Regions from separate parts of the Mus musculus genome. Here region 2 is linked to region 1. A link is a loop called in an ENCODE intact Hi-C map of the cell type or tissue named here. Cell type or tissue: heart. All regions are shown on one strand. Each heading gives the region's core, and the rest is flanking DNA. Links, peaks and the distances in the headings are about the cores only.

What was found. Hi-C counts contacts between places; a loop is a spot of excess contacts. Peaks named below come from ENCODE experiments on the same cell type or tissue, not always from the same donor. Only the 100,000 strongest peaks of a DNase experiment are listed, where the experiment ranks them.
Region 2: it touches region 1 in a loop (2.8-fold over the local background); 5 of 42 quality-filtered maps call a loop at or near these places.

Annotation. Positions count from the first base shown.
Region 1 is chrX:51,373,842-51,376,341 of GRCm38, forward strand. No RefSeq gene overlaps it. Among named protein-coding and RNA genes, the nearest start is that of Mbnl3, 170 kb to the left of the region's middle. In heart, for the core only: a CTCF peak has its summit at 1,030 (motif pointing left); no DNase peak of the experiment used is centred there.
Region 2 is chrX:51,201,576-51,209,719 of GRCm38, forward strand. Mbnl3 (muscleblind like splicing factor 3) reads right to left here and starts at 4,415. Exons shown (of 8, transcript NM_134163.5): 1 at 4,199-4,415. In heart, for the core only: a CTCF peak has its summit at 4,308; no DNase peak of the experiment used is centred there; H3K4me3 peaks cover 1,754 bases; H3K27ac peaks cover 1,439 bases; H3K27me3 peaks cover 415 bases.

The DNA.
Region 1 (2,500 bases), core at 1-2,500:
CTGTATGGATTTTTTTATTAGAAAGATTTGTGTGTTTGTTGTGTAGTTTTGAAGTAGTGGGGAGGGAACTCCAGGTTTTACACATGCTAGGCAAGGACTCTCCCACTGAGCTGTATCTCTAACCCCCATTAAAGTGGTTTATAAATAAATGCACTGAGACAGGAAATTTAGAAGGCAGAAGGAAGGCTATAGTCAGTTCTCAGCACATACACCTTGGCCCTTAGGTGCTGACTCACCTTGTGATCTGAGCCTGTGAGTAATCAACCGAGCATTCCAGGTATCCTACAATTTCTGTCCCATGATGTGTTTCATTTCTACAAATTAAGGGACATCTTCCTTTCTCAAGCATAAAATTCAAACTTTGGCATGAGATACCAAGCAACTAACTCTACTTTACAGAGATTCTTCACCAGCTCCTATGCCCTGTGCTGTCGAATCCCAGACACACATGCTCTCCTCTCCACAACATCTTGATAACTAGCTCTACCTCTTGTTCCTTTCTGCCCCATTACAAACGGGCCTCACACAAAGAACACAGACCAGCTTTTGAACTTACCGTCCACTTCTGAAGTTGTGCTGGAAATATTATGTCATGGTGAAAGACAACTTGAAGGGTCTGCTGTGGACACTAGCCAAATAAATGGGAAACAGACAATGTGCAGTGCTAAGGAGTATGTTTGTAGTTGGACAAGGAGAATAAGCCTGGCACACACAAACATTTAAGATGACGTATGGTGGCAAGGTTTGTACGAGAATCTCAAAGCATGTACAAATTTAGGTTCAGCTATATAGAAATGACTAAAAAATAAACCACCCTACTCACCACAATGGGTACACCTACTATCCTCAAAATTTCCAAAGTGTATGGAAGCCGGGTAGGCTAACATCTTAGCTAGTATTGTGACAAGCTGTTTGTAGCTGGAAGAAAGGTCCTGAGGAGGAGGCGCTGAACTGAAAAACTGTCTAAATCTCCCGTACTTCTGGGCTTTTCAGGAAACAGGATGATGGAATGATTGGCTTGGGGCGCCCTCTGCTGAAAGTTCTTGCTATAACCTCAAAGCTTACTGCCTAAAAGACTGAGCTTAAAGCCTCAGACTGCTGGGAAGGAAAAACCAAAGCGAGGAACTCCATTGCAGGTAGCCCTTCACAACAAAAAGCCTTTTGGCAGAACATTTTTTTTTAAATCCTAACACCCATTCACTAATTCTTTCAACAAACATTTGCTTTGTACATAAAATGGATTTTTTTTTACACTTTCACCGCCTTTTTATTATTTTGTGTCTCAGTTTAAACATCACTTCCTGAGGGCTGTCTTCCTTTATTATCCTAAATATCTTCTTTCTGTTATCTTTAGCACATCCTTCTGCATAATGACAGCCTATTCCAGTGCCGGTGACAGCTCACAAAGCTGCAAACCTGGAGCATGCAGACCTCTCAACAGGTTGGAGAAGTGTCTCTTCCAGGAAGCCCAAGTAGGTTGAACCTCTTCCAGGCAGCTCAGCTGCTTTCTATGTCTTTTAGGTGACTCAGCAGCTCTGTTTCCTTTAGGAAGCTTGACTGATCTGACTTTCCCGGGCAACTCTGTAGCACTAAGGACCTTTCAGCCCACTCAGACTGTCCGGAAGTATCTCTCAGCAGCTTTCACAGCTTACATACCCTTGGGAAGGGAGGATGGGACGTTTCAGAGACTTCCTGGAGTGACTGATTTATTTATTTTCTAGGCTTAGGGAGCTTCTCTCCAGGATGGAATGTTTCGCCTCCTCTTAGAACAGCCTGTTGTCGTATCTCCTTCCTAATATAGTTTGCCTTAAGGAACTTTCTTGAAAGATCCTTTATTATTAGAGGAAATTGCTGCACAACAGTGTGTGTGTGTGTGTGTGTGTGTGTGTGTGTGTGTGTGTGTGTGTGTGTTTGGCTTGTATGTTGTATGTGATTGGGTGGGGGAGCATACAAGAACAGTAGAGAAGGGAAGTGTGTGTGAGAGAAGAAAGCCATGAGCAATGGCAGCATGCACGCAACCTTTAGAGATGAACCTAGGCAGAAGATCATGAGGGAGAATCTCAGAGAATACCCTTGGGATGATGCCTGGAGTGGAAGAGTTGTGACAGGTTTTCCTCAGAACCAGATACTGAGGGCCCTTTGATGCTAGTCTAAAGAATTAGGGCTAGTGTTTATATATACCCAGTGGGTGGGCTTTGTTTATAATGGTATGATTTTGTGGAATGTATGTCACCAGGAATTAAAATGGAATACATGACACATTGTTAATATTTAGTACAATCACTCCAGACCATATTAGACTTCAGTACACAGCCTGGAACATGGGCTGACAGGGGGATGAAACAATGAAAGTTGTGGTTGTTACAGAGGATGCAGAATGCATGGCTGGTGCATATCTATGGCCTAGGCTCCATTCAACACACAAGGAATTTGGGGCCCTGAGCATTGGATACTGTGTGCATCTGTTAACTAGTGTTCTTTATATTGTTGAAAATTAGCA
Region 2 (8,144 bases), core at 3,272-5,771, 170 kb before region 1:
TTTTCAAAGTAATCGATACTGTACATGTCCTAATTCTCAAAGTTGCCTTTGTAGCATGGTCCCCTGGTTTCCATGAGACCAGATATAAGTATACCTATAGAGCTGAAAGTCTACATTAATACAGACCCAACTGCTTCTACTTGCTCATAATTCATGTGGTTTGCTGGTTATTTGACAGTGAAACTACTTGCACCCAGACAGTTTGTTATCTTATAATGAAAAGATCCACCTCATTTTATATAAAACTCAGCTTTCCATTTTTGAAGTATCATATCATAACCAAGGGAGATGCAGAAAAATATCACAGAGGGATATTATTTCTGATTTCTACTTCCTTAATACCACATTTATGATGGTCTCAATCCATCTGTTCAATCATTATCATAATTCAACAGTCTGGTACATACCTGGAACCCCAGCTGAGCAGTACACACAGGAGTTCAAGGCAAGCCTGAGCTACATAGTGAGACCCTGTCTCAAAATAACATGAACAACACAAATCAAGTAAAGGTGATTGCAACCTAGATCACTTTCAGACTCTTGAGCATTTCAACATGGCCGTGACCATTATTTTATTTTGACAACGGGACAGGATCAAGACATTTGTCTAATAGGCACTGTAACTTATTCTTCACATTTCCCCAGTCCCCGTTTGTAATCTAGCAGACAGCACCTTTTATTTCAAAAGAAAAAGTCTGCCACCTTCTTGATTGTCTTTCACTAGAAGCAGAGTACGTGTAAAATTTTATGAATGAATAGCTTCATCACAGTGCGGCTTTTCGCTCCCTTTCTTCCCACCCCTCCTTCCAAGATGCAAAGACAGCTGAATGGAGTACACAACTGTACTGCAAGCTATATTGTCAACATCTGCACAACATCCAAGAGCCTGTCAGCATTCCAGCAAATGTGTAGAACTGTGCAGCCACTCAAAAGACAAAACCTTTTTTTTTTTTTAAATTTCCAAACTGCTTTTTACTTTATCGTGTAAAGTTAGACAGACAAGAACACACCTACTGGCTAAAAGGGTAACTTTCACAACTTCCTGGAAGTCCAGTGAGAGGCAAGAGAACCCATTTTAGGCAAGCAGAATGCAATGAGGAGAATGCACATTGTAATCTACTTTGTATTTTAGGTTCTTGCAACTGTACAAAAGGGCTTTCTGTTTAAATTGAAAGCCGTGCACAAAATCTGTCCCATCATGAGCTATAGACTGCCTATTTTCCTGTATAGTTCAACACTTTTTAAACAGTGGTGTATGCAAAAAATTATTTAACTCTAAGTTAGGTACAAATACACTCAGAGCGTGCTTCGGCTGCCAGCAAATAGTCATAGGCTTTATCCTCCTTAAAGAGAAGCTGGTATGAGATGCTATTTCAAGTTGAGAAAAAGCTATTTTATAACAGTCCTGGGACTCATTATGCATTCTTAAAGCAGGAACAGAAATCAGCGAGATGGAGTGGTTCTTACACGCAGAGCAAAGCAGAAAGTCACATTTTCATAGGAAGTCTCTGGTCTCATCCCTACATAAGGCAGCAGGGCAGTGACTGGGAAATGTTCTCACACCTATAGTGCTGTGGCCCCGAGGTTTAATACTTTCACTTTTTATAATGATGTCTCTGGCCCAAAATCATTCAGCCACACAGCTTATAGACCTGAAGACTAGGTTTGGGATCATTAAAAAAATGAGAACTTGATGGTTGTCATCCTTCCTCTGCAGATATCTATTGCTCTCCCTCTAGCACCTCCTTTCTCAAATGTGATGGCTTCCCATGGGTCTCTTCGAGCAGTGTGGAATTACTAGACAGTAAATTCCATTGTTAGCAGCGTGGGTCTTTGTTTCTAGGTAGACTGTAGAAAACCTGCACTAGACTTTAGTAGGTGCAAAACAAACTTTCCCCTCCTTTCCAGCTTCTATTGCTTGGAAGAAGTGAAAAGCACACCGAGTACAATAGGATCAGCTGGGTTATAGACAGACGTCTATTTAGGCTAGGCTTAGAGAAGTGTTTCTAAATATTTGGGAAAAGCATTTCCCCAAAGCATTATAAATTAAAAAAAAAAACAATTTGCTTTAGTATTTAATGTCTAATGGACTAAATTTTGCACAGTCCAAAAGAAAATGTGCCTATGATTCAGAAAAAGCCAAAGTCTCTGGTAAGGGTCCTTGTCAATATGCCTTTCTTCAGAAATACCTGGATCAATTACATTACGTGTCGGTGTCCAGTCATTGGTTCGGGTGCATCAGCCGTCTGTTTTTCAGTAGTCACCCAAAGCCTTGCTAATTAAACCAACATGTCTGCACTGTGATCAGTCACCAATCATTTCAAAATTAAATCTTGCAGCAGCTTTATTTTAATTGATGTTTTCCCAGGAACTTTACCTACACGTATGGAAAGGCTGTGGGGGTCAGAGGCCAGTTTAGAAAGAGCAATTAAGAACATCTAGACGAAAAGAACTCCCTAAAACCATTGGAACAAAATATTCACATCTATGTGTGTGTTGTGTGTGCTTACTTATCAATAAACAGTGTCACATAATCTACGTGTGCCGAAACCAACAGCACAACTAATGGCCTACGGTTAAACTTCAGTAGAACCCGTGTTTTAATGTCATTTTCTTATCACAGAAGCTTTTTTTTCCTAGTGCTAAAAACTACAGCTGCCTTTACAATCCTTCCCTATAATGTAGAGCCATCATGCCATTCAGCTCCAGGTGGTAAAAGCAAGCTGCCCAAATGTATTCACACAGGGAGGGAAGAGATGCAATGCAGTTCTGCGGCCCTGCTAAGGCATCCCATGGAAATGGGAAAGTTAGTTAGAGAAAGCGTTTGCTAATGACAAGCCATGCAGGAAGTTCCTTTATGTTAAAAAAAAAAAAAGGAAAGGTGGGGGTGAGAGGAAGGAAAGAGTAAACGAGGAAAATCAAAGGAAAAAAGAAAAGAAAACAAACAGGGAAAAAAATAAACCCACGCAACAAGTTGCAGTCAGTGTTAAATTGCCTTGTTTGCGCGGGAGTAGAAAAAAAGTTTTAAAAGCAGCGCATTTCATCGGTGTCCTAGCAAGGCAGCCAGTTTCCTAAACCCAAACTCATCCGCAGCCTTACCTTCCGTCGCTAGCTCAAACCCAGAGGCTAAGGGGCCCCTGTTCTCAGTGGCAGCAGTAGGGGCAGAGGCAGCAACAGCCGCACATGCCATCTGTTAGCGGGAGAAGCAAAAAAAAAAAAAAAAAAAAAAAGCAGCGCTGCGCTGCGCTAGGTGGCCCCGGTGCCGGGCGAGCCTTTAGCAGGGGTGTATAGTGGATGCCGCCATTTTAAAGCGAGGTTCCTGAAATCCTTAGATATAGGCAAATTAAAGCTCGCCCCACCTCCAGAACTTCAGGGCTGGGACGTGCTACCGGGCCCCGAGTCAGCGGCAGCGGGGTGTACGGTGTCAAGTCCAGCAACACGCGCTGCGAACTCCGGGGACCAAGACCACGAGCCCAGAGGTGCCATCCACCTCCGCCCCCACCCCACCCCCGTCCCCAGGCCCCCACGCTTTTGCCTCAGGCCTAAGGAGACCCTAGTTTGTGGGGTGCCCTCGGTAATGGGGGAGTCCCCCCAACTCGGCCGGCTTGCTAGGGGAGGGGCCCGGGAGCACGCCCTCCCCACCCCCCGCGGTCGCCACCGCTTGGTTCAGTCCACTCGGAGCACACCTCCGAGCGCCCCAGCTCCCCAAGCCGCCGCGGCGCGCGCGGGCGGGCGGGCCGGCGAGCGGGCAAGCGGGAGGGCCGGCCGGGGCAGGCACGGGGCTCCTGCCGCCGAGGCTCGTGGTTGCTGTGGCAACCGGCCCTCATCCCACCCCCACCTCATCTCCCCCAAACTGGGGCCCCTAGTTAAAGGCGTGCCCTAAGTTCTCCCCGGCACCCCTCCACCGTGCACCCCCACAACACACACACAAAAGTCCCGCATCCCTCCCCCCCGCGCTCCCCCGGGCTGACCCCGCTGGCTCTCACTTTAGCGCTCGGCCATTCGGGAGAGACAATTCGGATTTTAGGCGCCCGCAAGGCAACTCACGCCAAACTCCTGGAGTCGCCGGCAATCGCCGCCCTCAGCCGCCCCGGACCGGCCCCGCCCCGCCTGGCCAGGTAGCGCCACTCACCCCGCCTAGCCGTCGCCCCTCGCCGCCACTGCCACGGCCACCGCCCCCGCCACCGTCCAGCCTCACCTCTCCGAGTGAGCGACTCCAGCGGCGTCTCGCTGCGAGGACGCCACGCGCAGGAACTCCCCCGTGCGGCGCTCGCTGCCCCGATTCCCGCGCCCCGGCCCGGGACCGTCTTCCGCCTCCTTGCGGCTCGCTCGCAAAGAGCGCCAAAAAGTCGCGCTCCTGCTCGCGCTCCGACTGGGGGCACTTTCTTCCTGTAGGACGCACTTGCGTCGTGAAATCTCGTCTTTGTGAGAGTCGTACCTTCGCGCTTGCTTTTCCCGAGACTGCTGGCGTGGGCTTTATTCTCAGGGGGTGTGGCGCCTCCCCCCACCCCACCCCCAAGCCCCCAGCTTGCACAAGCCCTCGCCGAGAGTGGCTTTTGTCATTGCGTTATTAAGTATGTGTGTGGGAGGGGGGATGGGGGCAAATCATAACGTTCAGGATGTTCAGAAGCAAAGCCGGCGGGAAGCATGCACACGCCACCCGGGTCGGGAGCGCGAGCCGGCTCTAAAGTTTCTAGAGCTTCAGTGACTACAGTGCCAACTAGACAGGCAATTGTAATGCGAAGCTATAGGTTTCTAGACACTCCCGAGACAGGTGAGGTGTACTAGAAAAATTCCAAAATGACTTTGATCAATACGTATTTCAACTCGTGGAGGGTGAAATACTTACCGTTTGCCTTCCGGGGTCTCCTCCCTTCCATAAAACGCCAGATCTTTTATTTCGCTCCAAAAACTTGAGAGAAGAGAACTGTTGATCAGAGGAAATGCTTCCCCTACTGCAAGGGAGTTTACCGGGTAGGAGGAGCCCTGAGGTAGGGTTCCAGATACTTCTGAATGGAAAATGGACAAAGCAAAGGCGGTTTTATACTTGGGTTTTAAAGTGTGCATCTGGACATCTAAATTACAAGTTTCAATTTAATGCGAGCGTAATAAGAGCACCAGCTGTCTCTTAATTGGAGCCCCACAATAATAAATGCGTGCTTTTATTTAATTTTATGAGGACAATTGTAGATGATAACACACACACATGCAGGATCGTCAACGAGGATCTCGTAGCAATTCATGGCTGCTTTCCTGCATGCAATCAACTGCTTCAGTCTAGAACTCAGCTCTATAAGCTCCGCACAAAGTGCAGAAGCATTGCAGGGCATATTTAAGTGGCAGTTAGGTTGTGGAGTGAAGTGAATTCTCGGGCTAATTATACTTTTTAATTCTGCCCAACTGATCCAAATAGAATTCAGCTCATTTTAGGCAAGAAATCAATCTCTGTGTGTTAAATGCAAAATAATCAGAGTACGACAGCAATGGTTAGAAGACTGGGCACAAACTGCCCCTCACATCATTAAAATCTGCAATGGCATTTGGCAAGAACTGGGAAAGTCACCAGGACAATGTACAGGGATCATGTCAAACACTTGAGAGTTATGGCCAGGATCCTAACAAGTCAAAATAAGGACTTCCTGGTTACCTCATGAACTCCTAACTACTTCTCCCACGCCTTCTTTCATACTTGCCAAAGTCCCTGCACTACTGTAAAAAAAAAAAAGTCAAACTTGTCTGGCATATAGGAAGTGGTTTTGCCAGTCCACGAGCCACCACCAAACTAAAGAGGTGTTGGTTACTTCGAGAGACTGGAAGACAGGCAAGGCAGTATAACTTTATGCCCAGTGACCCAACAAATGAGGAGCTGTCATGTCAGTGACTCAACAAAAGGAGTCTTTATACTAAACTTGGGCAACACGGGTCCCTCACCTCTGTCCACCACTGCAATCCAAGACTCCTGCGGGACCCACAGGTTTTCCTAATAACCACCCACACAGACAGGCCCACTTTCACTGTTGTGGAGTTGCTAGAACAATTATTTCCTTAGGAATGTGCGGTACACTTCAAGGAATGTTACCCATCTAGGGGACAGCATGGTTTCAACATTGTCTCTTGCTTGAAAGGGCTGGCCAGTGAAAACTGCAAAGGAGATTTTACTGTTTTCTGGAGAGAAGAGTAACCTTATAAACAAATTCTAGCCAGTCAATAGTCTCTTTGGCTCTTCTCAGACATGGTTAGAGGAACATCGCCAAAGAAAAATAGGGCCGTGTCCTCACAATACTCTAGAAGGTCTCTTACCATAAATGTTTGTACATTCAAGTCTCATAACACTTCCATCTGCTCCTCATTTGCATTTGGGATCTTCTCGGCATCATTACCCTGAAGGATCTTCAAAGGTTACTGTTTGATTCAAAATTGTCATTCCTGGCCCTTTGCCCCACCAATGAGTCAAATGGGGCTTGTGAGCGATTCTTTACACATACCTTGGGAACATTCTTTTGACGCTTTTGCTGCATTTTAAAACTACATAAGGTGAAAACTGGGGCAGCCTCAAGTAGCGTCTTCTTCCAGGAAAGTATATTTAACTTTGACTAATGTAACAGGAAAAATTCTAAAACTCATATAATAATTTCATATTAGAAGGATTACAATAGTCCACAAACAAATATAGACCTATTTTTTAAAATGCTGGATAGGCAAAGAGTTAAAAATCTGTAATGTGTTAGTGTGTCATGGTTTTAAGTTTTTTTTTACAAGTTCTTATTATATTGTATTCGATTTTCTGCCCCCTCCTCTCAGCTAGGCAGCATAATTGATTTATTATTCTCTTTAGAAGACAATTAACCTGTGCGATTGGACATAAAAGCAAGGCCATACTATGACAAAGAATAAAAAGCATCTCTCTCCTGTTTTGAATCTGTGGCACTCTTCTCACCCGCCCTATATTATCAGCAACAGTAGCACTTGTTAATTCTTGCTGTGTTCTAGAAATGCTCACAGGCAGCAGCTTCATGGAAGCTCTTGTCTTCTCGATGAAGGGTGGCTCAAGAGCTATTGGCATTATTCACTCTTCATTCACCCATTCCTGAAAAGCCCTTTCCATTCAGAGTTGGGGATTTGGAGTTTGTGATTCACACAAAGCTTCTAAATAAAGAAACAGGGAGGGAAAAAAAGCAGAATCTAGTTTACAAAAAGTTTAGACAGTCAATAAATATTATCATCCAAGGTAATGCTTTTATAAAAAAAGTTTTATAAAACTGCATTTCTTAGACAAGAAATGATAAAATGACCCAGTATGTACCAGAATGCTAAAATAATTGTACACACAGAAAGAAATTGATCAGTAATTCTTAGGTTGCAAAGACAATTTTAAAAAAATTGGGGCTTTTTTTCTGTTACATAAATTTGTCAGTCACCTAGACACAGTCTGGTAAATGCAGAATTGAAGACGAATGTGGAAGAATTATATCTTCTGAAACACACTGGGACGAGATTAACTTACAAGACAATTTTTCTCCGGGCCTTTGAAGAATATATAGTATAAATTATCCTTGATAATTACATATTATATTTTTAAAATAATTCTTCAGAGGGAAATATGCTAAGAATAACACATAAAATGGTACACACACCCCCAAACAAAGACAAAACAAAATGGTAGGAATGTTATTTAAAAGATCTATCTATCTATCTATCTATCTATCTATCTATTTTTGGTTTTTCAAGACAGTTTCTGTGTAACAGCTCCGGCTGTCTTAGAACTCAACCATAGATTAGGCTGGCCTGGAACTCAGAGATCTACCTGCTTCTGCCTTCTGAGATTAAAGCTGTGTGCCAGACCTCTTTTAGCTCATTCAATTCTCATAACAATCACTTTAAGGTGGTGGTGATGATGATGATGATGATGATGATGATTTTCTCATGGAAAAAAACAAACAAACAAACAAAAACAGATACAACAGGGGTTTTCCCCAGTAAAACCTATCCAAGCAGTAGAACAAGGATTCCAAATCAGGATGGCAGGCTGCGTACTTTAACACAATAATGAACAAAGGTATAGGGTCTGATTAATTTGGATTTAGACGTGTGTTCTACCTCAAATCTCACATAGATATGAGCTATGACCAAACAGATAAAATGCA